2 separate regions of the Homo sapiens genome follow, and region 2 is linked to region 1. Evidence: chromatin loops called from intact Hi-C (ENCODE). Cell type or tissue: heart right ventricle. All regions are shown on one strand. Each heading gives the region's core, and the rest is flanking DNA. Links, peaks and the distances in the headings are about the cores only.

Region 1 (15,300 bases), core at 379-2,878:
GATTACAAGCATGTGCCACCATGACTGGCTAATTTTTGTATTTTTAGTAGAGGCGGGGTTTCACCATGTTGGCCAGGCTGATCTCAAGTGATCCGCTTGCCTTGGCCTCCCAAAGTGCTGAGGTTATGGGCATGAACCACTGCACCCAGCCATCTTCATTCTGCTTTTTACGTTAGCTAGTACTTATTCAGTTGCAAGGAACAGAGACTCCCTCAAACTAACTTTGGAAAAAAAAAAGAGTTTGTTGGTCTTGTAACAGAAAGATACAGAAAAAGTTCAAGGTTGGGTGCCGGAATGAAAGGATGCCTGTTTTGAGGTCTCTGTTTCTCTTCTCCTAGCTCTGCTTTCCTTTGTTTGGCTTCACTTTCTAACTTCCTCTTGCCTCATGGTGGCAATATGGTTGCCTGCAGCTCCAGGTTCACGTCCTACACACTCTGCACCCCCCAGGTCTTCTTGCCTCAATGATTCCAGGGTGAAATCTCACTGGGCCAGCTTGGGTCATGTGCTTGTTCCTGATCAATCATGTGCTAGGCTGTTGGCATACTGTGATTTGCCAGGCCTGAGCCACATGCCCATATTTGGGCCTGGGGATGGGATTTGCTGCCCTAGATCATGTAGACTGAGAATAGAAGAGGTTGTTTCACCAAAGTAAAATTGTGCCTGAGGGAAGAATGGATATGGATGCTGGCCAGGCCCCAGATAGCAGCTGTCTACTATGATTGTTTACTGAAGAGCAGCATAACTTACAACGTATGACAACTGAAAATAAAATAATTTGTTTTCTCTCTTTCTTGTTCTCACTCCCCCACCCTCCACATGTGGTTACAGACAAATAGAAAAGGCAATCATTTTCAACTTACTTCTGGGGAGACCTTGTTGTTGGGGGAAATATGTTTCAAAGTACTTTCCTTTTTATTCCAGATTATGATGTCTGATTTTCAAAAAATGCCATAAAAAATCAATTTAGTAAACCAATATTTCTCACTCTCTTGCCTGCACTGGTGCTGGGGATGAAATGGTGTCCCTGCCCTCAGGGAATTTGGAATCTCGTGAGGGTAAGTAAACAGTAAAACTGTAAACAAGTAAACAGGCCGATCCAGAACAGGGCTACCTGAGGCTAGAAGCAGGAACAGGATGCAGAGGAAAAGGCAGCCCCCGGGGACTTCCTGGAGGCAGTGTGGGCACAGTTTACTGAGACCTGAGCACTGAACAAACATTTACTCCAAGGAAGGGGACTGGGGCAGGAAAGAATGTTCAAGGCAGAGAGAACAGCAAACAAATCCCTGCGGGAATGAGCTACTACAGGGGCTGATGCAATCCTTGGACGGAACAGGAGAAGTCCGGTGCCCTGGAGCGCGAACCTTCTGTTCCCCATTTGGGACTCTCTAGTGGCACCTGCTTCTCCTTCTAGGGGGTTTATCTTTCTTAAAAAACCTTTGCTCTGTTATTCCCTTCCCCTCAGTCCTGGCTTTTTTCTTTTTTGGGCCCTGAAGTGTCCCTGGGAACCCCATATGCTACCATCCCATCACAGTTCAGCTGCTCATCTGCCCATTGAGGGTGACTCTCCTTCCTCTGCTTCCCCATTCCCAGAACTGCTGTGGGACACTGCCCTCATCACGGGTGAGGGAGCTCTCTACACACTGGCCCTCCCCAGGCCAGATGCAGCTGCCGTCTTTTCCTTGAGCGACCAGCAGATGGCAGCCTCGTCCCAAAAATGCGGTGATGGCCCCACTGGGCTTCTGAGCTGGCCGGATCCCCGGAGATAATTCGCCACAAAAGTGTTGACCCCTGGAGTCAGAGGACAGGAAATAGAGCCCATTTCCACTCAGTGTGCAGAGCCCCATCCCATCTGCCCCCGTCCCCACCTCCAGCAGCAAAATGTGAGAACCATTGGCTCCGAGCAGTAATAAAGCAGAATTTTTTGAAAAATACCATTAGTTTTTTTAAACAACATTGATTTTACATATATATATATATATATGGAGAGAGAGAGAGAGAGAGGGAGGGAGGGAGGGAGGGAGGGAGGGAAACGGAGTTTCACCTTGTTGTGAAGGCTGGAGTGCAGTGGCGCGATCTCTGCTCACTGCCACCTGGTTCCAGCGATTCTCCTACCTCAGCCTCCTGAGTAGCTGGAATTATAGGTGCCTGCCACCACACCTGGCTAATTTTTGTATTTTTAGTAGAGACGGGGTTTTGCCAAGCTGGCCAGGCTGGTCTTGAACTCCTGACCTCAGGTGATCTACCCGCCTCCGCCTCCCAAACTGTTGGGATTATAGCTGTGAGCCACCACGCCCAGCCAATATTGTAATATTTTATTCCTTAAGCTGAGTGGTGAGTGTATGAGGCTTTGATTTTTAATAATTCTTTTCACCTTTTCAGGTTTCAGAAATGTTTTATGATAAACATTTAAAAATTGGTATTTGGTCTTTCAAAAATAATACTAAAATAATTATAATGAGAGAATGCAGGGCTTTGCTGTGCTTTGTTATATTTATTTGATGGTTTGTTATTATTTTTATTTTCAATTCCATACTGGCGGAGAGGAGGTCATGGAATTTTTTTAGAGGTTCTAGAGGCATGAGTTGGGGTGATGTTGTCAGAGGCATTTGAACCAGATCAACTCCATCTTGAATAGGGGCTGGGTAAAATAAGGCTGAGACCTACGGGGCTGCATTCCCAGATGGTTAGGGCATTCTAAGCCACAGGATGAGATAGGAGGTTGGCACAAGATACAGGTCATAAAGACCTTGCTGATAAAAAAGGATGCAGTAAAGAAGCCGGCCAAAACCCACCAAAACCAAAATGGTGAAGAGAGGGACCTCTGGTTGTCCTCGCTGCTCCACTCCCACCAGCGCCATGACAGTTTACAAATGCCATGGCAACGTCAGGAAGTTATCCTATATGGTCTAAAAAGGGGAGGCATGAATAATCCACCCCTTGTTTAGCATATCATCAAGAAATAACCATAAAAGTGGACAACCAGCAGCCCTCGGGGCTGCTCTATGGAGTAGCCATTCTTTTATTTCTTCACTTGTTTTTTTGTTTTGAGACGGAGTCTTGCTCTGTCACCAGGCTGGAGTGCAGTGGCGCGATCTTGTCTCACTGCAACCTCCGCGCTCCCGCCCCCCTGGTTTAAGCGGCTCCCCTGACTCAGCCTCCCAACTAGCTGGGACTACAGGCGCCCGCCACCACGCCCAGCTAATTTTTTGTATTATAGTAGAGACGGGGTTTCACCATGTTAGGCCAGGATGGTCTTGCTCTCCTGACCTCGTGATCCGCCCGCTTCCACCTCCCAAAGTGCTGGGATTACAGGCGTGAGCCACCGTGCCAGGCCCCTTTACTTGCTTAATAAACTTCCTTTCACTTTACTCTATGGATTCGCCCTGAATTCATTCTTGCGTGAGATCCGAGAGCCCTCTCTTGGTGTCTGGATTGGAGCTCCTTTCCTGTAACAGTGTGGTCCACAATGACAGCAACTGATGTGCAGAGCAAAGGAGGCCACAGTCACGCTGGCCCTGCCTGCCCTGCCCTCTGTCTGCAGCCCTGGACAATATCGTAAGAGAAACTGGTAAATGAGCAGTCTTCAGAGACCAACCTCTATGGTGGCCAGAGCACCATGCTGTGCAAGGCACCAGCAGAAAGAGGGGAAGACTCAGACTTCAGTCTTTCCGGTCCGGAAGGGCTTCTTTCAGAAAAGTGGCTCCAGAGGGCAGCCCCAGCCTAGAAGGCATGGACCTTTGGGTCACTGGAAAGGTCCCAGGAGGGAGTGGCTGCCTGGAGGGGCAGGGAGCTCACCGTGGCTGGGAGCATTTTCTGGCTCTGGAAAGCTCTCTCCAGTGCAAGGTGAGGGGCAGTGTTCTTATCCCCAGGCTGGGAGCGGGTCCCCCAAGGCTGAGTGCTGGGAGAAATTCTGCATACACCTCTCTGTGGACTGGGACACTGGAATGCAATAATGGAAATAATAACGCCTGACAGCAGAAGTTTTCAAACTTGAACTTGAGTATCCAAATTGCCTGGAGGGCAAGACACAGATTGCTGGACCCCAACCTCATATAGTTCCATCCAGTAGGTCTGGGGTTGGGCTTAAGAATTTGCCCTTCTAACAAGGCTCAGATGTTGCTGATACTGCTGGTCTCTGGCCCGTGCTCTGAGAACACAGAGGTTAGCTGAGAGCACGTGTCCCATATGATCTAGACAGGAAGGGTCCAGGCCCCCATGTGAATGTGCTTCCCAAAGTTCCTGTGCTTCCGGGCACTTTGATTTGCATGACCTCTTTTAACTCTGCCTTCCTGAGCATCCCGCTAGGCCATCCATCCTCTCCTTTGCTCCACTGCATTCATCTAGCAGGAGAATTCAGCACTTCTCCTTATTTCCTTTGTATGTGTAGACCACTTGAATGAAGGGTGGGGTCAAAAGAATTGTTGACAGCAAGTCAACAACTTCCAATTGAATATCAACCATGTGCTTTCTTAAGGAGTCCCTCACCATTCTACCCACTCTGGCTCTGGTTTCCTCTCTGGTTCTCTAATTACTGTCTGTGTTCTCCCTGCCCCCGCCTCCCAATTCTTGGACACATTTTATGCAGAGCAGTTTAGTTCTCCCTTCTGGTGCCCTTTCCTGCCAAGCAAGTCATTAGGGTGTCTCTGACTGCCCCAAGAGACAGATCAAGGCAGTTGCTAAACAAAAACGGTTCCCACCCTCTGATTCACTCTGGTGCCAGCTGTTAAGATTGTAAAATTTCACCCCATTATCCTAAATGTCCCCTAATCTGTCCCCCGGCATCATTTAGAAAATTCTGTGGAATCCAACTGCTTCAGAGTCAGAAGCAATTTTAGAAGTCGTCAGTCCAGCTGTTCTTAGCCTGTGGTCCATGGACCTCTTAGCTAGATTCAGGGCATCTATGAATTTGGATGGGAAAAAAATGACATCTTTATTTTTACAAACTGAAATTTGGTGTTTTCCTTGATGGGGCAACAAATAGATAGTATTAGCAGTATCTGTGACTTTGTTACCAATAGAAATCAGCGGTATTCTCAAATCTCATTTCAATTGTTTCAGATGTCTCAAAATATCACTTACATGCATCAATGCTTTGAAATTATAATAGTCATTAGAACTTCTGCTAGATCACATTACTTAGTGCATCAATATAGAAGCATATACCTTACAGTATTCAGCTGTGTTTTATACATATTATCATAAGCACATTCTGCATAATTGGTTATCTTTGCAATCCTATGTACTTTATCTCATGCATAGAAATACTTTTTCTGAGAATATACTAGAATGCCAAAGAGGTCCATGGCACACAAACAATTTAAGAACCTGCATTTAACTCAGCTCTTTGATTTTCTAGAGGGAACTCGTGTCCCAGGCGGAGGAGATACCTTGCCCACAACCACACCACTGGCTTTTAATAGGCTGGTTTAGAACTCGAATATAAAACAGGAGAGGGGGCTGGGCGCAGTGGCTCATGCCTGTAATCCCAGCACTTTGGGAGGCCAAGGTGGGCGGATCACCTGAGGTCAGGAGGTCGAGACCAGCCTGGCCAACATGGTGAAAAGCCATCTCTACTAAAAATACAAAAATTAGCCGGGCGTGATGGCATGCGCCTGTAATCACAGATACTAGGGAAGCTGAGGCAGGAGAATTGCTTGAACCTGGGAGGTGGAGGTTGCAGTGAGCCGAGATCGAGCCACTGCCCTCCAGCCTGGGCAACAAGAGAAAAACTCCATCCCCAAAATAAAATAAAATAATAAAATAAAACAGGAGAGGGAAGAAAACGAGAAGGATGAAGCAAGCAGTAAGGGCTGGGGATAAAGGCCTCACCCCCAAACCAGCCAGCATGGCCTGCTCAGAGCAGGGGGACAGATAGGCTGCCCCTTCATGGAAGTTCTATTTCTAGTGCCTGACAGCCCCTTACGCAGAGCTTGCCATCCAGTGCGGCATCTCTGAGGAGCATTAGTGCAAAACTGTGATTCATCAGAGCAAAGAGGAGTACACTTTGCTGACTTGATAAGCGTGTTTCTTGCCAAATCCTTGGTTCCCAGATACTTAATGGGTAGCATTGTACTCTAGAGAGAACCGTACCGATTTGGAAACTTCTGTTCTGATATGAGGGTCTCAGTCCCTCTCAGTGGCATTCACTGAAATGCTCCCCACCTCCTTCTCCCCTCACATATCAATATCCTTCACTGATCTGGGGTGTGTTCATGATTTAGACTTAACAGAGCACTTCCTCGCATATAATTGCATATAAGTGCATGCCATAAGATTGTGTACAGTTACTAGAGATGGCTGAGTTTTTGCTCTAAACTCCTTAACAGCCCATGCAAAGAAAGAAATAGGTTTATTACAAGATTGTTATGACCACCATTTAAATGGAAAATTCATTTGTTTGCAATTAGCATAGTTTTCCTGATTCTGAGAATGGATTCTTTGAGAATTCTTTCTCATGTTGGGGGCAGGTTTTAACTCCTAGGATCAGCTCTCTGAGCCAAGGGGCTTGCTCAGGTCTTTAAGCTGTTAAGTGGTGGAGCTGAGAACAGCACCCACATTTTCTGGCTGTGAAATATTTTTGTTCTTTATTAGAGGGCTTGTTCTCTGACTGTTGCATGCATGTATTTCTGGCTCACGAATCCTATTATTGCTTTACTTACATATATTTCTTCCACTTACTGTTTTAAAAGTCCATGCAAATTCCAATTACTTTCCAAAATCACTTGACATCAGCTTTGTTTGACAGTCCTTTTATATCGCTCGCCTTAGTTCATTAGGCAAATAAAGTGAAAAATCCAAACCCCTTCTTTTAGCAGAGACATCAGTGTATTTCTACTAGACAGATTCTAATAGCAACCCAGGAGGTAGAATTCTTACTTCTAGCGAGATTCTGCTAATTTTTTTTTTTTTGAGACGGAGTCTGGCTCTGTTGCCCAGGCTGGAGTGCAGTGGGGCACGATCTCGGCTCACTGCAAGCTCCGCCTTCCGGGTTCATGCCATTCTCCTGCCTCAGCCTCCCGAGTAGCTGGGACTACAGGCACCCGCCACCACCCCTGGCTAATTTTTTTGTATTTTTAGTAGAGATGGGATTTCACTGTGCTAGCCAGGATGGTCTCTATCTCCTGACCTCGTGATCTGCCCCCCTCGGCCTCCCAAAGTGCTGGGATTACAGGTGTGAGCCACCGCGCCCTGCTGAGATCCTGCTAATTTTAAAATTCTTATTCACAAACAATAGCTACCATTTATTGAGTGTTTGTTTAAGGCACTGTGTTTAAGCGCTTCACTTCCATGATCCACTTTAATCCTTAGTTAATTTACAATGCTTTCAGGATAGTGTTTTCATTTTGTAGTTGACGACATTGAAATTTAGAGATTTTGAGGACAGATCTGATTCCAGAGTTTCTACTCTTAGCCACTGTGAGCTATTGATTCTATGTAACTGCACACACTGATTTCTGAGCACTTCTTGGGGCCTTTGGGCCAAGTCTTTCTGCTCTTTCTCTCTTATCTGTCTCTTTCCGTCTTTGTCTCCCCACTCCTCTCTCTCTATTTTTTTTTTCAGACAGAACCTCACTTTTTTGTTGTCATTGTTAAGACAGAGTCCTGCTCTGTCGCCCAGGCTGGAATGCAATGATACAATCTCGGCTCACTGCAACTTCTGCCTCCAGGGTTCAAGCGATTCTCCTGCCTCAGCCTCCCGAGTAGCTGGGACTACAGGTGTGCATCAGCATGCCCGGCTAATTTTTGTATTTTTAGTAGAGATGGAGTTTCAACCATGTTGGCCAGGCTGGTCTTGAACTCCTAGCTTCAGGTGATCTGCCTGCCCAAGCCTCCCAAAGTTCAGGGATTACAGGTGTGAAGCACCATGCCCGGCGAGAACCTCACTTTGGAATAGAGACCCCACAGAACCTCAGAGCTGGGAAAATTTCCTTCCCATCAAGCACCAATTTTCCCTTGCCATGGAGCACCACTGCTGGTATGTGCGCACACAGACCCCTAATTTATGCATGTATAGTTATTTACAAGGATGTGCAGGGTGGACATGTGTTGAGGCTCGGACAACAATACCCCAAAGTATGGCACTTTGGCAGGCTGAGTACTTTGAACTGATGGAGTTTGGATGACCTCAGAAGCAGCCTCAGAAGCAAGTTCTCTCTGACCTTCTCCTGCCCTCCTGCACCCCTTGTGCACCTCTTCTCCCATGAGGTGAGTCATAGAAACCAGAGTTCCCCTTCCCCAAGGTGAGTCATAGAAATTCTTCCCCCAAAGCCACCGATAGAACCTAAAACTATGACTCAAACTTTCCTCCACCCTTCTGCACAGGAGCTGGCCGTAAAGAAATTCTCTGACCAACTTTGTCTGAGAGTAGGTCCTAAGACCCTCATTCCAGAGGGGTCGTGCCCCATACCTAGAAAGAAGAAATGCTGTGCAGAGAGGCCAAGAAGAATCTGAACAGACAGGCCCTGCTGGGTCCCCATCCCATCACCTCGGTCCATTACAGTTAATCAGAACTTTCTGTCCAATCGCATTTCTATACCACTGTCCATTCCTCATTGAGTCTAAGCATAAAAATGGACAGTTCTTCCTGAGCCTTTCGGTATTCATTTCTGAAGACTCACATGTCACATTAAACTTTGATGAAATAAAATTGTTATGCTTTCCTTTTGTTAGTCTGCCTTTTGTTACAAGAGTGTCAGCCATGACCCACATGACTGGTGAGGAAAAGTATCACACTTTTTCTCCCCTACACATGTATATCACTGTACACAATTTTTTTTTTTGAGACAGAGTCACTCTCATCATCCAGGCCTGAATGCAGTGGCACGATCACAGCTCACTGCAGTCCTGACTTCCCTGGCTCAATTCATACTCCCACCTCAGCCTCGCAAGTAGCTAGGACTACAGACACATGCCACCACGCCCAGCTAATTTTTGTATTTTCAGTAGAGATGGGGTTTCACCATGTTGCCTAGGCTTGTCTTGAATGCCTGGGCTCAAGTGATCCACCTGCCTTGGCCCCCCAGTACTGGGATTATAGGCCTGAGCCTCTGCACACAGCCAAAATAGAATTTTTAAAGGAAGAGGAGAAATATGAAAAGGATTTCTATTTTTTTTCTTTTTGTATTCCAGTGGATTATCTCGCCCCCCCGCGAGCTGTGTGTACACCCAGGATGGGCCTCAGTTCCCTGACTATGGGTGAGTCCACGCTCTGCCTGGAACAGGAGCTTGGCTGGTCTTTTCCTAAGGACTTCCTTGGATACAGACCGGACAGTCCCTCTCCATCATTCTCCACTCTGTTTCCGGCTAGGCCCACCAATCTTCTTGCGTAGCGCCCAATACTGTTTGTCTGGGTGGAAATCCATCTCCGCCCAGCCTTTCATGGAGATAGAGGAAAACTGATCGGCATTCTTCCTCCATAAACTTGACAGCACTTGACTCCGTTTGGAAGATTGTGGAAGCGAGTCTTTGCTGTGTTTATGAGACCCCCGGGGTTGTTGCGAAGATCAAGTGATAAAGAGGATGAAGAATTTTGCGATACACAAAGGGCTCCAGAAATGTCGAGTGATATTATTAGCAGTGATTTGCATTCATGAAGGGAAGAATGGACGGAAATTAAATGGAACACTTTGGACACGTGTAAGGAAACTGCTGTCGGTCTAGCTCACTCCCCAGGCCGGGGAGCCTTCCTGGGAGGACCCATTTTCCTACACAGCTGCCCACAGCCCCTCTCCATTTCCACCTCCCTCTAGGTAGGAAGGGAACTCAGGTTGGGCAAAGGCGGTGAATTCGCATCTCCAGGAAGCGGCGGGGCCGGAAGGCAGCCAGCAGGGGGCGGCATTGCGCAGGACAGGAGAAGGTAGCGGCCAAGTTCCTCATGAAATCCACGTGCGTGAGGCTGGGAAGGTCCTCTAAGATGTTTAAATAACCCTTAAAGCGGAATCAAGATTTGTTTTTTTCTGCAGTTAGAGAGTTTGCTCCCTCCCAGCCGGCTCGCTGAGCGCTGTGGAACCCTTCGGCTGGGCTCCCCTGAAATCGGGCGCTTGTTCTGGGACAGGCGCAGAAGGGACCCCGGGAATCACGCTTGCGCTCGGGATGTGCAGGGTTCCAAGGGTGACACAGGGGAACTTTTCTATGCAAGGGCTAGCTGCTAGTGCAGGTCTCAGACTTACCTTCCGTTCATTTCAAGACAAATTGAGCTCAAATTACCCTTTTCTTTTTCGTTAAATGAATGGGGAATGAATGAATGAGATTTTCTGTTTTGAAGATGAGGCTCATCTCCCCTCCCCTCGCCTCCCCTGCCCTCCCCTACCCCTGCCCTCCCCTACCCCTGCCCTCCCCTCCCCTCCCTTCCCTTCCCCTGATCCCAAAGTTGATTCCCGGTTGCAGGAACACAGCGTAGAAAATTCGATGCATTCTCTCAGGAAGGAGCCTGGAGTGGGACTCAGGGGACCTGGGTGCTGGTCTCAGCCCCACGCCAGTCGTGGACAGGCTTCTGTTCCTTGGGCTTCTCGTCTGTAGAATGACGGTTGGAGAGAGGATTTTTCTCCTTCTCTTCTACAAGGATGTGCTGTGACAGCCAGGGAAGGGCTGGCCATGCACAGTGCTTTCATGCATGGGCTCTGACTGTCACCAAAGAGCCAGACCCGGCCACAGGCCATCCTGGAAGAGGGGAGAGCCCTTTAATGTGGGCAGAGGGAATGTTGGCCCGCCAGAGTTCCCTCTCAGGTGTGGTGGGAGTGGCAGTTGAATGGGGCAGTTGGAGAGGAGGACTTCAGGCGGGTGGGACAAGAGAAACTGAATCTGAGGTCCTTGGGGAGAAGCAGGCCCTGGAGTCCTGGGCAGCAGATGCCAGGCTCTGAGCCCCATGACTGCTGACCCTCCTCCCCTCCCTCTCATCCTCAGCCCAGGTAAAGCTTCATTTCCAGCCCAGGTAAAGCTTCTCCCTGTAACAATTAGTGGCCACCATTTAGTCCCAAGGGCCTTTGTTTCTCATCCTCAGGACAGGCTGTGTGTGTGTGTGGTGGGGGGTTTGGGGGAGGTGACACCACTGAATGGGGCTGCCCAAGTGGGAGGCAGCAGGGACGAGGCTCCCAGAAGAAAGGCAGCCCCTCTTCCACTTTTGGAGCCCCCGCTATCATAAAAGAAAAGGCAGAAATGCCAAGACGCGATTTCAAAATCTCTGAAATACAAAAGCCTACATTGAATATTTTAAGTCTTTTCCCACACATGCACAAACACAAACACATATACAGGGTAGTGTTCACAATTTAATTATGGGATTTATACCTCCCCCCCAAAAAAAAAGACCTGGAAAGCTTTACTGCAGTTCTCATATGAGGTTTTCATCTTTCTTTCTTTTTTTTTTTTTTTTAACTTTTAAATATATTATTTTCCTGGGAGGGTAGATTTGAATTGCTCTGAATCCAGGCTCTGCATCCTTCTTTGATCGTGTCGGAATGTGTCTGTAACTGGATGGATGACCTCTTTTGGAGATGCCATCACTGGCCACTGTTTTAGGCCTTCTGGGAGATGAGGGTACTTGAGCAAAAGCACCCCCACTTCCCTTCCCACACCCCCAGCTTGGTGCTGTCCCCTGCATGCACTTCCCTCTGCCACCTCTCTGCCTCTCCCTGCCTCCCAACCCCAGTCCCTCATCACTCACAGGGCTTTCTGATCTGGCTGCCACAGGTGCCTGGGACCTGGGGACAGACAGGAGAGGTGCGGTGCAGGCAGGGCCTGGGAGAGCTCCCCAGTGTCTCCTCTGTGCTGGAGGCCAGTCAGGCCCTGGAGGAAGGGGCTGTGGGAGTTGGGGGAGACCATCAGATATTGATAACTTTGGTGGCTTTAAATTAACAATGGATTTATTAAGAAAGAAGTAGGGCTGTAGTCTCATACCTGGGAAAAATTTTATGACTAAAGGTGTGCCTGCTTTTGGTTGATGGAGGAACTCCCATCATGAGCACCAAGGAAGACCCAGAGTCCAGTTCTCAAACATAAAGTTGTTAATTTTCTGGGCTAGACAGGGGCAGAAATGAAATATAACAGAGCAAAGTGGGCAGGTGTGGAAAATGGTTCTTCTTGAGATGACTTCTAGACATCTTTTGTTCTCTCTTGGGGCAGAGACAAGGATAGAGAAAAAGGCCTCAGGAAACACTATAAGGAAGACAGCAGTGCCAATGCAATAATAAATGTTACATGACCCCAAATCTCAGAGTCACAGAGACAGTAAGGAGTGGTGGGGATTGTGGCAAACTAAAGCATGTATACCCTGCCCAGGAGGGGCTGCCGTGCTCAACGTAAGTGGATTGTCACCACATGAACATACAGAGCTCTTGATATTTGACGAAAGCCAGAAGCCAGTCTTATTTTTTTTTTAATGTGGTATCTCCTCATTTTTAAATGTTTTCCACAAATTGGAAAAAAATGTTTAAACTATGCAGGCCATATAAAATGGAACTGCAAGTTGTACATGGTCTTTGTGTCCTGTGCTCTAAACAGAGGCCTTCCTGCTTCTGCCTGTCCAGTCTGTTGAGGTTAGGTTAGGAACCCCCTGCCTGCTAGCAGAGGGGTGCACCAGTGACTTTTTGGCATCTCCTGCCAACCCTCAGATGCTCTGCATGGAAAACACAATGCCAAGAACAGAGCCATGATGGCTGCAGGGACCCTGGCCCGGTTGGCACTGCCTCCTCCCAGCTCTCATCAGCTGTGTACCCCTCAGACCCCATCCTGTGATTGCCAGCAAACAGATTTCTCACCCCAGGCAGCTCCTCACTCCTGGCAGAGGATGGCGTGACAGACGGGGATAGAGACGTTAGCCAAAGCAGGCTTCCTGATTTTAAAAAAAGTCTCATTTTTCCCCCCAGGGCTGCCAAATTTAGCAAAGTGCCATTCCAGCTGCAATGCTTCCAAGCCGCCTCAGATCATCAAAACTTCACATGCCCTGGGGAGCACTCAAGGAAATTACCTTCTAGCACCAATTTCCTATGCGCGCTGATTACTCAAACCTGGCCAGGGAGGCCTGGCCTCCAGTGTTTGGCATCTGGGACTCAGGAGCCCTTAAGACAAGCTGATGACATCTTGCTGCCAGGGTCCCTTACCATTAGAAAAGGGAACCAAAAAATAGAAGTTATAGGTAAGGGTTCTCCACTGACAATGAGTTCCACCTTCTCAAAGGGGCTGGGAAAGATTAGCCTGGATGAGAGAGGACTAGCCACTGGGTGGCTGGGAGTGAGTTGTCGGAAATGACAATGGTCCTCAAATATCACAGGGCACATGAAGAGGACATCAGTGGAGGATGCATGGCTCCTGAGAGCTGAGAAGTGTGCAGAAAAATTGCATTTAGTTCCACAGAAGGAAAAAAAAATCATCCCCTTTAGGGCTATTTCTTTAGAAAATGCTTAACTTTTTATTTTGTAATGATTTCAAACTTACAGAAAAGTAACAGAAATAATGCTAAGAGATCCCAACTACCCTTCACTGAGATTTGCAGTGACATTTTTGCCACATTTACTTTAGCATTAATATCAAAATCAGGAAATTTATCTTTGATAAAATATTATTGCAGAATCTATAGTCCATATTTAGATTTCTCCAATGTTCCAATACTGTTCTTTTACACATTTCATTTACTTATTTTTATTTTTTTAGAGCAGGAGTGAAAATTTATTAAAAAGTTTTAGAGCAGGGATGAAAGAAAGTAAAGTACACTTGGAAGAGGGTCAGGCGGGTGACTTGAGAGTCAAGTGCACAGTTTGACCTTTGACTTGGGCCAATAATGTTCTTTATAGCAAATTAATTTTCTTCTGGTCAAGCATCCAATCCAGGCTTGTGTGTTGCTTTTAGCTGTCACATCTCTTCTGTATCCTTTAATCTGGGATGTTTCCTCACTTTTCTTTGTCTTTCGTGCAATTGACGTTTTTGAAGAGCACAGGCCACTTGTTCTGTAGAAAGCTCCTTTGGGTTCATCTGGTATTTTCTCAAGACTAGACGCAGGGTATGCATTTCCTGCAGGAATACTGCATGCGGGCCGTCTTGAGAAGAAGTGACTGGGGTCTGTCACCAAAGCATGTTGAGGCCCGATCTGGTGGGCCAGAGGGAAATTCTCCCTGAGAGGCTGGTTTGCCATGTCTTGGATTCTATGATTCTCCCCCAAATAATTTCAGCTGGGTTTCAGAACTTGCCGTGAGCTCTTTCTTCTTCATCAGCTAACCTGCTTTCCTACCTCTGCTTTGCTCAGGTTACCAAGGGCAGGGCAGTGGCCCAGCGGCCACTGGGAGGTCGTAGGTTGTTGATCATGGACCACAGCTTGACTGTCCGCTGTGCCCGGCAGTTGCAGAGCGGGTGGACATGTGGTAGAAAGACCGTGCCCAAAGGCCGTACTTGGGTTCAGGCTTCTTTTCTTGCTTCCGATCCAGACCAGGGCTGGGTTCTGTTCATGCAGGGAGCCAAGGACCTATGCAAGAATGAGAGGCCAATTTTTAAACTTTTCAGCCCCAGCATCTCTGCAGTGGATAGCCTCCCTCTGTCTCCTGAAGTAAATGCAGAGAGGTCAGCAGGAGGCTGTTCTGAGTGGAGGGTGCCTTGGGTACAGAAAATTCTGAAGGGCTTTCTGGTAAACAAACAAATGGAAGTCTTGTGGAAAAGGATCCAAGGAAGGTTTTGAATCTGAAGTCTTTCACGGTCATGCCAAGCCTTGTCTCGACTCTTACCTAAGTCTGGTGCATAGAGCCCCATGACACGGGCACACCACACAAACCAAGGCTCAGGCAAAAATCTCTGTTTGGGCTTTTTCTCAAATCCTTCTAGTCTCACCTCCCACAAAAGTCCTCCCTAACCCCGTCCTCCTCCCAGACCGTATTGACCTCTACTTTCTCAGAACTTCTGTAGCACAGGTCTGCATTACTCAGTGACACTGAGCACAGACAGCCTGCTTTCGGCTTTAGATTCTTAAACTTATGATCAGATATTACAGCAATGTGGGAGGAAACCTGAGTAACTTCCAGATCTTATTTCCCCACCCCTAGAGGTAACCATCATCTTGAATTTGGTGTAGAGTGTTCCCATTCATTCTGTAAAAATAAACTTTATTTTTTAAGAATGGTTTTGGTTTACAAAAAAAATTGCAAAGATAGTACAGAGTTCTCCAGTACCCCATATCCAGCTACCCTTGCTAATAACATTAATAACATCTCATGTTAGTATGGTATATGTGTTGTAATTAATGCACAATATTGCTACATTGTTAACTAATATTTATACTTTACTAGATTTCCTTTGTTTTTATCTAACATCCTTTTTTGG
Region 2 (15,451 bases), core at 4,320-6,819, 1.2 Mb after region 1:
TCAGGGAATCCCAGTAGAAAAGCCAGAAATTTAAATGAGCAAAGACAACGTAAGCATATGGGCCAAGAACAATAGTTTATACTTAATTTCTTTTAGCTTCTTAGTAATTTTTTAAATTTTAATTATTTATTATTATTTTGAGACAGGGTCTCACTCTGTCACCCAGGCTGGAGTGCAGTGGTGTGATCTTGGCTCACTGCAACCCCCACCTCCTGGGCTCAAGGGATTCTCCCACCTCAGCCTCCCGAGTAGCTGGGACTACAGGCGTGCGCAACCACCCCCAGCTAATTTTTGTGTTTTTAATAGAGACGGGGTCTTGCCATGTTGACCAGGCTGGTCTCGAACTCCTGACCTCAAGTGATCAGGACTTGAGGCAGGAGTGATCCCGCCTCAGCCTCCCAAAGTTCTGGGATTACAGGCCACTGCGCCCAGCCCTAAGTAATAGAAATGTATAACTCTTTTAAACCAATGATATAAAAAATAACAAGCCCCATCTTACACCTGAGGAAACCTCAGAAAAGTTAAGTAACTTGCTGAAGGTCACATTGTTCCTAAATGGCAGAGTCAGACTACCAACCTACACAGTCTAACCTCGCCATAACTTTACACCGTCTCTTACGAACATCTCAAAATGTGAAAAGTAGAGAATTGGATTTTACAGCCGTGCATGAGGATGACGTCAGCATTTACACGGCAATGGCGGTTGGCAGAGGCAGTGGCTCAGGCCTGCAATCCCAGCACTTTGGGAGGCCAAGGTGGGTGGATGATTTGAGATCAGGAGTTCGAGACCAGCCTGGTCAACATGGTGAAGCTCCACCTCTACTAAAAATACAAAAATTAGCCGGGCATGGTGGTGGGCGCCTGTAATCCCAGCTACTCGAGAGGCTGAGGTGGGAGAATCACTTGAAGCCGGGAGGTGGAGGTTGCAGCGAGCTGAGATGGCGCCACTGCACTCCAGCCTGAGCGACATAACGAGACGCTGTTTCAAGTAAAAAAAAAAAAAAAAAAAAAAAAACAAAAGAGTTCGAGATCCTACCACAAAAGGTACAAACGAAGGGTGGTGGGAACTCGAATGAGATAGCAGTGTTCACCAGTGCCCAGTAAAGGAAGACTTCACAGAGGGAGCAGGATTTCAGATGGGATTTGAGGAAAAGGGTTTAAGGACTATTAATGACTTATCACTGATTACTCTTAGGGTTTTCAAGCTAAATTTCAGAGTCCTTGTCATGGAATTCAGGCCCTCCACAACTAGGTCAAAGGGAACGCCAAGGAAGAAACATTATCCTGAGTGAGATGCTTATGCTGAAGTCTTTGCTATCAGTTCAGGTTCCAAGGGATCAGAAAACCTTACTTTTCTGTCTCCATAAACCGTAAATGGGTTGAAGGCAGGCACTTTTGTAACACTCCTCTCCCCGGACCAGGCCTCTGTACATCATAGCACTTGGTAGATGCACAGCATACTTTCTGAGCGAAACTAAAACGAATGTAAATCAAGTCACCTGGTGGCCAGACTTGCCTTACACCATCTAAACCTCTGGTGTTAGCTAATTTTAAAGCTATCAAGTAAGAGGCTTAAACACGTGGTCCAGATGCAACATGTGGACCTTGGTTTGGACCCGGATGCCACAAACCAATTGTAAAAGGACATGAGATCATCTGAAAAACCTAAATATGGACTGGGAATTAGATTAAGGAATTGTTAATTTCATTAGATGAGATTACATCGTTATGCCTTTAAAAGTTGTCTCTTAGATATTAAATATATACACTTAGGGTATTTATGAATGAAACGGTTTCCCTTAAAACACTAGAAATGTATGGTGGAGCCAATGAAACAGGTAAAAGGTAGCTAACTGCACTATGGGGAGTAATATACTGCTTCTGCTAAATGTTTCAGAATTCTCATAATATAAAACACAACATACACACACACGCGCCCCCCAGTTTTTTTCATCGTAAGCCCCGAGGGAGCCAGACCCAGAGGGTCCACCGACGTCCCGGATTCTAATAACGACATCTGCGCGCCAGGCGGGCCTCCTGCGGGAGCCGGGGCCCATTTTCTTTCGAAGCTAACGAAGCTGCTGCGCAGGCCTGTTAATTCCCTCAGCAGCCAGTGCGAGGTTAAACACGCGACCTCGCAACCATGGCTTTTGAGAGGAAGCTGAATTCCTGGGGTGCGCCGTGCACAGTTCTTCATTTCCTACGTTGGCCCTGCCCAGCCGCCTGGACCTGGAGGAAAACAGAGAACCTGGCCCACTCTTCAATACTTCGACCCCAGTGGCCGCGCCTCGGGCGCTCGGGGGCGGGCTCTGCACAGCGACGTCACGGCGCACCGTGCGCTGGGTCAAAGTTCAGCCCCGCCCCCGCTTCCCCCTCGCTGTCTCCCTCGGCCTGTGCCGCCGCCGACGCCGCTTGTGGGCCCGACTCCGCTCTGTCTGCTTCGCCACCTTCTCCCCGAGCACTGCCCGGCCGGCCGCCATGGCTAACGTGGCTGACACGAAGCTGTACGACATCCTGGGCGTCCCGCCCGGCGCCAGCGAGAACGAGCTGAAGAAGGTATCTGGGAGCGGGCCGGGCGGGTGTGAGGGGCGCGGGGCCTGCGCGGCCAGGGATGTCTTCTTCAGCCAGGCCGCGCTACTGGGCTGCCCGCGAGCCGGCGCCGGCCGTGACTGGCCCGGGCTGGGAGTCGGCGGCGGCGGCGGGACCGGCCTCGCCGCGAGCCGCGCACTCCGGCCTCGGCTGACCTTGGGGCCGCCGGCCCCGCCCGCCCGCAGATGCAGCAAATAAAACTCACTCCTGCGCAAACACGATGGGAGCCCTTCCTTCCTCCCTCCTTGAACGAGCGCCGGGGGCTGGTATCCCCCGGGAGGCAGCAGCTCGCCCGGTCCTTCGCGTCGAGGTCACCACCCCGGAAAAACAGGTTGGACCGAGGTGCTCAGCGCATCCCGGCCCCGAGAGAGAAGCTGTCCGCCCCGCGGCCGTCGGCCCCGGGTCTGGTGCTCCGCGGGGAGGAACGGCGGGGAGGTCGAGGCCGCCCCCACAGAGCGCCTCGGGCGGATGGGGTTGTTTCCTGGGTTCCGCGGCCGCCGGCTGCGGGAGCTCCTCCCTCTCTGCGTCCCTCGCCCATTGACCCGGAGGTAGCTGGGTCTGTGTTTGGATGCATTGTTCTTTGGGCAGGTAATGCTAATGTCCTGTACCTGCTTAGGAATAAGCCGTGGTCCCAGCCAAACGCCTGAGTGTACAGTAAACATAAATAGAAGGCCTTATTATTGCTATTTGCAATGCTGCGATATCTTTCATCTCAGGATTTCAAAGCACACGAGGCATTTAAGCCCCACAGCATCCTCACCAGGCTAAGAGCATCCAGATTTGTAAGCCGAGAAAAATGAGAATGCTCCTTAGGCAGTGAGAAGAGTACAGTGGACTTCCTGTTACCTTACCGGAAATGCTAGTCTGTATTATATAATTCACGAGCCTCCGTGAATGAAGATTTAAGTGCTTTAGGACCCAAACACCTCGTTGAGAGTGTGTGCAACTTCTCTACCACCGAAGTTGCCACCACGACCCCAGTTAACCACCACGTGCAAATAAAACACCAAAAGACGCTAACTAGGACCACCTTTACTTTTTCATGATGTTACAGTTAGAAGGAAGGCGTGAGCCATCGGGAGCAGGAATTGTGACTTTAGCTTGATTTATAGTAATGTTTTGCAGTCCGCAAAGCTTAACAGTCATTTATCTCGAATTTATTAGGGTCGTCTTGGTCTGGTTACTTGGCCATCAAAGACACTTGACAATAGGGAAAATATGGATAATGTTTGAACGTTTTGTTTTTCCCTGTGGCATTGCTTCATTGTTTTATCTGGTTTTCACGTCACTGTAACCTGTTTTCAAGTATAGCTGCTGTCTACTTGGTTATATTACATTAGTAAACAGTATCGCGAGAAAGTGCCGAAGAATCCCTACGAATAGAAAATATTTTTGAAAGGTTATAACTCTAGAACATTACTTCTCAGAAAAGTGGATATTAAGTTATTACAAAACTTTTAACTGGTGTTTAGTTATAACCTTTTTTGTTTTTATCCATTTTCAAAGGCATACAGAAAGTTAGCCAAGGAATATCATCCTGATAAGAATCCAAATGCAGGAGACAAAGTAAGTTATTTGCACCTTTTTTATTCCGGGGGTTTTAGCTTTAACTTAAATTGCCCTCCTTGAAAAAGAGGAATGTTGCAGGAAAAAAATCCAACTATGCCCACACAGCCACATTTTCATAATGTCAAGAGTATTTTAGTTTTAGAATAAGAGTACTACCATTCTGAGGAGCGGTGGGTGGTAAATAGAACCAGAATCAAGTCAAAGGTAACTTGTCCCTTTTTTTTTTTTTTTAGAATTAAATGGATTCTGGATTCCTGTAGCTTCTCCCCACTCTTCTACTTGAAAATGCAATTATTTTTATTTTTACCTTTTCTTTATAGTTTAAAGAAATAAGTTTTGCATATGAAGTACTATCAAATCCTGAGAAGCGTGAGTTATATGACAGATACGGAGAGCAAGGTCTTCGGGAAGGCAGCGGCGGAGGTGGTGGCATGGATGATATTTTCTCTCACATTTTTGGTGGGGGATTGTTCGGCTTCATGGGCAATCAGAGTAGAAGTCGAAATGGCAGAAGAAGAGGAGAGGACATGATGCATCCACTCAAGTGAATATCTTGTTTTGTTGTTTTAAAAAATTAAGTACTTTTTGTCAAGTGGGATAATGACTCAGTAGATGAAAAATCTCATAGAGTGTTCTGTCCTTCATTAGAAAAACTTCCATTTGCCTTGTCTTCTTTTGGTGACTAAATTGAATTTGATTATCTGAATGTTTCTATTTCGCTGTAGCTCTTAAAAGGACAGTCGATATTTTTTAATGAGAGGAAGGTGGTTTTATATGGTTCTGAGGCTGCTTGTTATTATAGGACTTAAAATTTCAACTGTGAAGATCATTTTCTCTCTCTCTCTTTTTTTTTTTTTGAGACCGAGTTTCGCTCTTGTCCAGGATGGAGTGCAGTGGCACAATCTCAGCTCACTGCAACCTCTGCCTCCTGGGTTCAAGCGATTCTCCTGCCTCAGCCTCCCAAGTAGCTGGGATTACAGGCATATGCCAACACACCCGGCTAATTTTGTATTTTTAGAAGAGATGGGGTTTCTCCATGTTGGTCATGCTGGTCTCGAACTCCCAACCTCAGGTGATCTGCCTGCCTCGGCCTCCCAAAGTGCTGGGATTACAGGCGTGAGCCACTGTGCCCGACCTTTTTTTTTTTTTTTTTTTTTTTTTTGAAATGGAGTCCCTGTCGCCCGGGTTGGAGTGCAGTGGCACCATCTAGGCTCACTGCATCCCCCTCCTCTCAGGTTCAAGAAGTTCTCCTGCCTCAGCCCCCCAAGTAGCTGGGATTACAGGCACCCGCACCATGCCCGGCTAATTTTTGTATTTTTTAGTAGAGACAGGGTTTCGCCATGTTGGCCAAGCTGGTCTTGAACTCAAGTGATCTTCCTGCCTCATCCTCCCAAAGTGCTGGGATTACAGGCATAAGCCACTGCGCCCAGCCTATTTTCTTTGAAGTATATGAATCTTCCAAGTTACCTTTTATTTAAAAACTAAAAATGAGTGACTGTCTGCCTACTTTGTGTACATGTTAGAGTCACTCATTACTTGATCCTCAGTGTGAACTCTTCTGAGTTGGTTTCCATGGAGCTTGCTGGCTTCCAGCCTGACCTTAACCTGCCAACACATGAATGGTGCCTGACCTTGGTCTTAGACTGTGAATCCACAAGCCCTCTCCAGTATGAAAATAGCTGTTTCACTTTGCAAAATCTGGGAGGTCTTTTTTCCCATTCTTTTTTTCATGGACCAATAAATGATTTTATTAGCAAATGTCAGTGGCCGAAGTTCAGGTACTTATTTAAAATATTTCATAATATCCTAGTTTATACACTTGAGTAAATTAGAGGAAGTCATGTTATCTGTTAACTTTGAGTCTCATTGAATCCTTAAATTTGTTTTTTAAAAGAATTTACCCTCAGAAATTAACATTTGGATACCATTCCAATGGTAATATTTGTGCAGTGCAGGTTAATTCGTTTATATTTTTCTTTAATATAGAAATGGTCTAAAAAGAAAATAGGGTCAAAAGAGTGCTGTCTGTACTTTATAGTTCTTCATGTTTAAAAAAAAGTTATGCTATATAGTGAAAGTTTTCTGCTGTTTTAACATTTCAGATTTTCCTGTTATTACAAATACTATGTTTATAATACTGCATTCTATGATTTATTTACCTTTTATATAGGGTATTCCCAGGTTTTTTCTCTGTAATAGATACTGCTGCTATGAGTATCTTTATGTAGAGCTTTGTTTCTCCTTGGCAGAGATTCCCAGGCAGGCATGAGTGTTTTGAGGCTGATAAATACAACTAAATTGCCTTGCAGAGGGATTGTGCCAGTTTAGGCCCCACTAGTGGAGAGTGCCAGCCTTGCCAAACCATTACCTGCATTTTTCCTTCCTTGGCCTTCTTTGTTGAGATGTGTATTTTTCTCTGGCTTAGGATACTGGTTGTGCATACCAATTGTAATTTAATATGTAGGGGAAGAAAGCCGATTTTCTTTAAATGATTTGTTATGCAGAGTATACAAGATGCAACAAGCGTTTTGGTCTAAAGCTCAGCTGTTGATAGGTCATTATTTGACAGTGTTGTTGGTAATGTTTTGTCCATACGTGTGGTATTCTTATCCTGCCTACAACAGTTTTAAGTTTCTGAGAATAACAATTTTAAGAAAGTTTGAATATCACAAAATAGTATAGGTGCTTTGTAAAATACTTTAAACTATTTTTTTGTTCCTCTAACTCCCAGGATTTTAAAGCAGATCATTACGGGATGACCATTACTAATCTGAAATCTGAAATGCTCCAAAATATGAAACTTTTTGAGCACCATCATGATGCCACAAGTAGAAAACTCCACACATAAGTACTTGTCTCACTCTGTCCCCCAGGCTGGAGTGCAGTGGTACGATCTCAGCTCACTGCAGCCTCAATCTCCAGGGCTTAAGCAATTCCCCTGCCTCAGCCTCCTGGGTAGCTGGGACTTCAGACATGCCACTACACCTGGCTAATTATTTTTTATTTTTTGGTAAAGATGAGGTCTCTCTAAGTTGCTCAGGCTGGTCTTGAACTCTGGGCTCAAGCAATCCTCCCTCCTCAGTCTCCCGAAGTGCTGGGATTATAGGCATGAGCCACTGCACCTGGCATGAAAAACTATTCTATCCCTCCTTTCTGTCATACTATAGGTAGGGCCACTTTTATTTTTTTTAAGACATATGCCATCTAAGTGACTCCCTTAAGCCGAAATATAACTTTGTAGCCTTTCTAAATTGTCCATGGAGGAAACAGGGACTCTGGAGCCAGATACCTATGTGATCTTGGGCAAGTTACTTGACTGTTCTGTGCCTCAGTTTTATCACATAAAATGGGAATAATAATTGTACCTCTTCTGAAGGGTTTTTATTAGGAGTTAGGTGGAGGGCTTATGCCTCAGAACAGAAGGTTGTGATATTTGAGTTTGCGAAGTCATCAGCTTTATCAGAAATTCCACCACAGCAAATTGTTGGCCTGATGCTATAGGCTCTGGCTTTGGGTATCATATATGTACTGTCTGTAGTCATAAAATATTTCTGTTAATTTGAGCCATAATATAAGCCTCAGTTTAATTGATTTAATGTGAGATTATGAGGTGTTTTTGAATTCTGTTTTAAAAGTTGATAACGAATTTGCTGTATCAGCTGTTACTTATATCTTGTATTTGACAAAATGTGGCAAAATTTGATTGAAGCCGATTCTTTTCTTTCCAGAGTATCTTTAGAAGATCTGTATAATGGCAAGACAACCAAACTACAACTTAGCAAGAATGTGCTCTGTAGTGCATGCAGTGGGTAAGTGTGTCTTCTGGTTTATTGGGTACATTTTGTCTGTTCTTTTAAGTATCACACTGAATGTCTGTACCACGTAAAAATTGTTATAAGTTAAAACTTACGGCTGGGTGCGGTGGCTCACACCTGAAATCCCAGCACTTTGGGAGGCCGAGTCGGGTGGATCACCTGAGGTAGGAGAATCGCTTGAACCCGAGAGGTGAAGGTTGCAGTGAACCAAGATTGCGCCACTGCACTCCAGCCTGGGTGACAGAGTGAGACTCCATCTCAATAAATAAGTAAAAAAATCTTAGCAGAATGTTTTCTGATACTTCTGGAAGTCAATTTAAATACAAGTTATTGGGGTTGAAGATGAAGGTAAAAGCACAATTTCTGTGTGTCATAGCTTATTGGAGTGGTTTGTGGACAAAAACCTAATGCATAACTTGTGCTTGCTTTAGCCAAGGCGGAAAGTCTGGAGCTGTCCAAAAGTGTAGTGCTTGTCGAGGTCGAGGTGTGCGCATCATGATCAGACAGCTGGCTCCAGGGATGGTACAACAGATGCAGTCTGTGTGCTCTGATTGTAATGGAGAAGGTATGTGTGCCAGTACTTCTCTGCTTTTATGTTGGAATGGATTGGGAATGCAGATATTGGAGAGGTTTACAATTTTTTATTTCAAAGGGTATTTGTATACATCTTATTAAAGAAAAAGGAGGCCGGGTGCGTTAGCTCATTCCTATAATTCCAGCACTTTGGGAGACAGAGGTGGATTGCTCGAGCCCAGGAGTTTGAGGCCAGCTTGGGCAATATAGGGAGACCTCATTACTATAGGAAAAAAAAGTGTGGAAAAATATGTAATGAGGGGCTCAGGGCATGTCTGTGGTCCCAGCTGCGTGGGAGGCTGAGGCGGGAGGATTGCTTGAGCCCAGGAGTTCGAGGGAGCAGTGATCTGTGATCATACCAGTGCACTTCAGCCAGGGTGACAGAACAAGACCCTGTTGCAAAAAATAAAAGATAAAAGTGTGAAAGTAATTACTCCATTATGCCTAAGCCCAGTGAACATAGAGAAACAGTAGATTTGTATTGTGTTAGTGAAAGGTGACTCTTTTTAATTCAGAAAAGAGGAGCAAGGTGATTATTTGTCCCTTTGCTATTTCCTTCTTTATCAAATATAACCTTTTATTTACTCTCTCTGTAGGAATGACCACCATAGGAGGACTATCTCCTTTATCACATAGAACCTTTTAAACTACAAAGGGACAAATAATCAAATAATAAATAACTAAACAAGTAGTTGTTTAGTTATTCTGATAAGTGGAAGATTTCACTGTAACCTTTAGTTAGCTTTTCAGAATTGATCTTGAGATTGAAGCTGTCCTTACAGAAGTAAATAATTTAGTCTTTGTGGGCCAAATAGTTTTTGTCACAACTACTCATCTCTGACCTTTTAGTGCTTTTATGGCCACAGACACATGGATATGGCTGTGTTCTGATTAAAATTTTAATTATAAAAACACATAGCTCCTCCCACCCCTGCCATTCTAGAGCAGTGCTATCCAATAGAATTTTTTTCTGTGATGATGGAAATGTTCTGTATCTGCAGTGTCCAGTACAGTAGCCATTAATCACCTGTGACTACTGCATATTTCACATGTGGCTAGTGTGACTGGAGAACTATTTTAAATTTGAATTAATTTAAACATAAACAAGTAGCTACAGGTTGATAGTGGCTACCATATTTGACAGTATAGTTCAATAGCATCCTTTTCCAAATTGCTATTGGAAGTGATGAGATAATTATGAGAAGTTACATATGATATTTCCTTCCTGGAGAGTCTTGGCATTTTACTTTATTTTTTTAAATTATTATTATTTTTGGAGATAGGGTCTTGCTGTCGCCTGGGCTGGAGTGCAGTGGCACACTCTCGGCTCACCGCAGCCTCCACCGCCCACGCTGAAGCAATCCTTCCACCTCAGCCCCTCGCCCCACAATTAGCTGAGACCATAGGTGCTTGCCACCACGCCCAGCTAATTTTTGTATTTCTTGTAGAGATGGGGTTTTGCCACGTTGCCCAGGCTGGTCTCGAACTCCTGGGTTCAAGTAATTCTCCTGCCCCAGCCTCCCAAAGGGCTGGGATTACAGGTGTTAGCCACCACTCTTGGCCTGCTTTTATTTTATTATAATTGCTAACTCCCACTATCAAGAAACCAAAGTTAACTGAAATCTTTCTCATGTACCATTACATTTTTCTTTTTTCTTTTTTTTTTTTTTTTGTGAGACGGAGTCTTGCTCTGTTGCCCAGGCTAGAGTGCAGTTGCGTGATCTCAGCTCACCGAAGCCTCTGCCTCCCTGGTTCAAGTGATTCTGCTGCCTCGGCCTCCTGAGTAGCTGGGATTACAGGCGCCTGCCACCACGCCCGGCTGATTTTTGTATTTTCAGTGGAGACGGGGTTTTGCCGTGTTGGCCAGGCTGGTCTCAAACTCCTGACCTCAGGTGATCCTCCCGCCTTCGCCTCCCAAAGGGCTGGGATTACAGGTGTGAGCCACCATGCCCGGCCACTATTACCATTTTGAAGAACGTGTTTTGCAGAACATACTTTGCACAAGTACTGTTACAGAAACAGTCCCTAAATAATCAGTTATACACTTCTTTCTAAGCCTTCAAATGTGCTGGTAATTAGCCATTAGAAAGTGACGCAGTTTTTTCACACTATAATATGTATAATCACGGTTTTGCTTTTTAATACCATAATTATAAGAGAAAAGCTGTGTTGCCCTAAACATGGTATGGATACATTACATTCTGAAATAGTGGGAAGCTGAGTCCTTCAGGCAGTCTGCAGTAGTAAGATGTAAGTTTTTGTTATTCAGAATAGTGCTTTTTTTTGTTTTGTTTTGAGACATGGCCTCACACTGTCACCCAGACTGGGGTGCAGTGGCATGATTATAACTAACTGCAGCCTCGAACTCCAGCAGTCCTCCCTCCTCAGCCTCCCCAGTAGCCAGGATTACAGGTGTGCACTACCACGCCGGCTAACTTTTTTTATTTGTAGTAGAGGCAAGGTCTCACTGTGTTGCTAGGCTGGTCTCAGATCCTGAGCTCAAGTGATCCTACCACCCTGACCTCGCAAAATGCTGGGATTGCAGGCTTGAGCCACTGTGCTTGGCCTCAGAATGCTGCTTTGAATAAAAATTTAGGTAGTGATTAAAAGAAGTCCAGAAAGCATATTTAAAGAATAAGGGTATTAAGAGTACAGTATAGTACTCTTGCTGAAAGTTTCAATGACTTCTCTTTCCAGGAGAGGTAATTAATGAAAAAGACCGCTGTAAAAAATGTGAAGGGAAGAAGGTGATTAAAGAAGTCAAGATTCTTGAAGTCCACGTAGACAAAGGCATGAAACATGGACAGAGAATTACATTCACTGGGGAAGCAGACCAGGCCCCAGGAGTGGAACCCGGAGACATTGTTCTTTTGCTACAGGAGAAAGAACATGAGGTGATTTTCCTTTTTTTAGTTTTTTGTATTTTGTTTTATTCAGAAGTACTTCTTGCTTGTGAGAAATAGGTTAGATCTGTTTGGAGTCCCTGGAGCAACACTGAACACTGGTGAAGTTAAGGGCATCATGGTGAGTTCCTAAGACGGGCTTGTGTAAGAAAGACTAACAAGGCAGGTGCAGTTAGAAGCACTGTAAGAGTCAGTTTTAGTCCTGGCTTGGTTTCTTCCCCCTGCCCCTCAGTTGGAGTTTCACTCTTGTTGCCCAGGCTGGAGTGCAATGGTGCGATCTCGGCTCACTACAACCTCTGCCTCCCGGGTTCAAGTGATTCTCCTGCCTCAGCCTCCCGAGTAGTTGGGACTACAGGCATGCTTCTTCACTCCTGGCTAATTTTTATTTTTAGTAGAGACAGGCTTTCTCCATGTTGGTCAGGCTGGTCTCAAGCTCCCAACCTCAGGTGATCTGCCTGCCTCAGCCTCCCAAAGTGCTGGGATTAAAAGCGGGAGCCACCGCGCCTGGCCTTGGTCTTTTTTGTGTGTGTGTGACGGAGTCTTGCTTTGTTACCCAGGCTGGAATGCAGTGGCACGATCTTGGCTCACTGCAGCCTCCACCTCCCAGGTTCAAGCGATTCTCCTCTGGCCTGGTCATTGACTAACACTTTAACCATAGGTAATCTTACTGTCTCAGTTTCTTTGTTTATGAAAATAAGGGCACTGGGTGTTGGACCAGTTGATCTAAGGCAGCCTGTATTTTCACTGTGAAACTCTGCTGCTCTGTCGATTTGGTTTTTACTTATTGGGTACCCAAGTGAGCTATCCTTGAAAGGGTTCTGGGATTTTTTTTAAAAAAAATATTTTTTTAGAAGCTTCTGAAGAATGTGGTCACTAGTGTATGTTTTGGGGGGTTTTTGTTTTTGAGATGGTCTTGCTCTGTCGCCCTGGCTGGAGTACAGTGGTGTGATCTGGGATCACTGCAACCTTCGCCCCTGGGCCCAAGCAATCCTCCCATCTCAGCCTCCCAAGTAGCTGGGACAACTGGTGCACCATCATGCCCATCTATTTTTTTGTTTGTTTGTTTTTTGGGGTTTTTTTTTTTTTTGTATTTTTAGTAGAGACAGGGTCTTGCCATATTGCCCAGGCTGGTTTTGAACTTCTGAGCTCAAGCGATCCTCCTGTCTCAACTTCCCAAAGTGCTGGGATTACAGGTGTGAGCCACAGTGCCCAGCCTAGTGTATGTTATTTTGATTTTAACATTGCACTTGTATATTTTTAATGTCCATATTGTATACTGTAGACCCTACTCAAAGAATAAATCTGGAACTATTCATGAAAAACCCCTCCAGTAATCACCTAAATTCTTGAATGTTAGAAGCACTTGATAGGACTCTAGCTTTGTACTTGATCACATTTACTCATGTGTTCCTCTGAAAATCATTACATCACAGGTTAACCACCTTTTTAGTTTGCCCTAAAATTTTCTCCTATGCATAAGCCCAATGAACACGGAGAAATGGTAAATTTGTATTATGTTCAGTGAAAGGTTATTCTTTTTAATTCTAAAAAGGTGGGCAAGCTGATTATCATTTATAATTTAAAGGTTATATTTGATAAAGAAGGAGATCGTCCTTCTGTGGTGATCATTTCTTCAAATAGAGTAAATTTTAAAAATCACTTTAAGAATCCAATAGAGAACAACAAAGCCATATTGAGATGCAGGTTTTAGGAATTTGGTAGTAATCCCTCACAAGGTCAGACTTGATCTCCTGGACAATCAGGGCATGCTAGTCAGCTTTCATGACTCAGCAAAGCTACAAATTATGTATTTTGGCTTTTTGTGGAAATTGCCAACCCTACAGATAGCAAACGTCTCCTCGGTTGTCAAAAAGTAAGAGTAGTTTTTAGAATTCTGCCTTTGGGTCTTGTAGAATGAAATATTTACAAGATTTGCTATTTGTTAACATTTTAGCTACTTCCTTGTTCCTTCAGTCTTGCTGCTGTGCACACCACCATACCAGGAATATGAGGGAGAAAGCTAGCAAGACAGCTAAATAATTGGAAATTCTGCTTGGAGGTTAGACTGTGTTGTAAAATGGTACAGACAGTGCCTGGGCATTTTCATTGATAGAATCCTTGGAGTCGTTTGGGGTTCGTTGTCAAATGATGTCTGGCAGTGCAGCAGCATGATAGGAAGTGAAGAAGGAATGCTTATTTGCAGAGGAAGGATGACTTTTTTTTGGTTTGAGGCATGTCAAACTGATGGTAAAACCTTTTTTATCCCTAAGTTTAGTTTTTAATGTTGCTGCATAATTAAATTGGGTTTTTAAAAGTAGATCATTGGATTTGGAGGCAAAGGACTTAAGGTCTGGGCCCCGTTTACTAGCTTTGGCTTCCCTGGACTTTTTGGATATTAAAGAGTCAAATGAGATTATGAATAAGCTTCTTTCTTGGGGCCTGTGGGGAGGTGTTGGGAAGTAACTCATCTCTGAAAATTGTTGGCAGCAGTGGAATTGGCATGGAATTTTCAACAGAAGGCAGATGTAGCTAGTTGTCTAAAGTAGAAAATAGAAGATGGTAAAGGTTAGAATGGAAGTTTGTCTCGTTCCTTCTTGGGAGTGCTGTATCATCTATAGTCATCATCCTGCCATGTCACTTGTCAGTGTGCCTGTTTGTGTGTCTCGGTGGTCTGGTTACCATAGTGCACTTGTACAGCATCAAACCACAGAACCTGGTGATGTTAGTCACGCCTCTATAACCTGTACTTTTGTTATTCAGAAATATGACTTCTAAGTGTTTTCTGGTCTAGTGCTTGGTGGTCCCTCCTCATTAATCTTGTTTTTCAGAAACTCTCTGGCATCCTTGCTTGTTTATTCTGTTTAAACTTTTAACATCAAATTGTTTAGCTTCCCCGCTCTGCTGCAACAACCATCCTGATAATCATAATCATTTTTTATTGAAATCACTTTCAGTTGAACTCTCCTGTACAAGAACGTGATGTGTATCTCTTCCTGTTCCCTTTTCTTTTTTTTTTTTTTGAGACAGTCTTGCCCTGTCACCCAGACTGGAGTGTAGTGGCGCAATTGTATTTTTAGTAGAGATGGGGTTTCATCATGTTGCCCAGGCTGGTCTCAAACTCCTGACCTCAAGTGATCTGCCTACCTCGGCCTCCCAAAGTGCTAGGATTATAGGTGTGAGCCACCGTGCCCTGCCCCACTTTTTATTTTTGTTTTTATTTTTGAAATGGGGTCTCACTCTGTCACCCAGGCTGGAGTGCAGTGGCGCGATCTCTGTTCACTGCAACCTCCACCTCCCGGGTTCAAGTGATTCTCCTGCCTCAGCCTCCCAAGTAGCTGGGACTACAGGCTCATGCCACCACACCCAGCTAGTTTTTGTATTTTTAGTAGAGACAGAATTTCGCCATGATGACCAGGACCTCAGGTGATCCACCTGCCTCAGCCTCCCAAAGTGCTGGGATTATAGGCATGAGCCACTGCATGCATCCTAAAATAGTATGACTTTAACAAAGGATATTTGGTAAGATGGTTCTTAGAACACTGGCATTTTACAGTATACTTAGCATTTATTTTAAATTTATTATTATTATGTTTAAGAGACAGGATGTCCTTCTGTCTCCCAGGCTGGAGTGCAGTGGCTGGATCATTAATGAGGAGGGACTGCCCCTGCAGGCTCCAAATCCTGGGCTCAAGGGATCGTCCTGCCTCAACTAGCCTAGTTTATGTTTTAATTTTTTGTCTCCCTATGTTGCTGTTTTGAACTGGCCTCCCAAAGCTCTGACCCTATATTTAGCTTTTTTAAATTTTTTTATTTTTTTCTTATTGAGATGGAGTCTCGCTGTGTCGCCCAGGCTGGAGTGCAGTGGTGTGATCTTGGTTCACTGCAGCCTCCGCCTCCCAGGTTCAAGTGATTCTCCTGCCGCAGCCTCCTAAGTAGCTGGGACTACAGGCGCGTGCCACCACACCTGGCTAATTTTTGTATTTTTAGTAGAGATGGGGTTTC

What was found. A loop is a pair of places that touch in the nucleus more often than their neighbours do. Peaks named below come from ENCODE experiments on the same cell type or tissue, not always from the same donor. Only the 100,000 strongest peaks of a DNase experiment are listed, where the experiment ranks them.
Region 2: a loop joins it to region 1, with 3 times the contacts of the local background. A loop is called at or near these places in 9 of 110 quality-filtered maps.

The regions. Positions count from the first base shown.
Region 1 is chr16:48,151,448-48,166,747 of GRCh38, reverse strand. It overlaps ABCC11 (ATP binding cassette subfamily C member 11), which reads left to right. Exons shown (of 30, transcript NM_001370497.1): 30 at 1-975. ABCC12 (ATP binding cassette subfamily C member 12) reads left to right here and starts at 10,755. Exons shown (of 31, transcript NM_001393797.1): 1 at 10,755-10,907; 2 at 12,864-13,132. RefSeq lists a silencer at 400-569 and enhancers at 727-1,226, 1,227-1,728, 7,572-8,771. In heart right ventricle, for the core only: CTCF peaks have their summits at 1,482 and 1,688 (motif pointing right); a DNase peak (open chromatin) is centred at 1,697.
Region 2 is chr16:46,960,600-46,976,050 of GRCh38, reverse strand. DNAJA2 (DnaJ heat shock protein family (Hsp40) member A2) reads left to right here and starts at 2,377. Exons shown (of 9, transcript NM_005880.4): 1 at 2,377-2,556; 2 at 4,096-4,155; 3 at 4,479-4,702; 4 at 7,887-7,967; 5 at 8,405-8,538; 6 at 11,244-11,440. The coding sequence starts at 2,479. It overlaps DNAJA2-DT (DNAJA2 divergent transcript), which reads right to left and starts at 2,279. Exons shown (of 2, transcript NR_186372.1): 1 at 1,926-2,279. RefSeq lists enhancers at 1,966-2,055, 2,116-2,185, 10,150-10,875, 15,435-15,451 and silencers at 2,616-2,665, 2,696-2,775, 2,926-2,975, 3,006-3,075, 3,426-3,505. In heart right ventricle, for the core only: no CTCF peak of the experiment used is centred there; a DNase peak (open chromatin) is centred at 5,740; H3K4me3 peaks cover 51 bases; H3K27ac peaks cover 1,567 bases.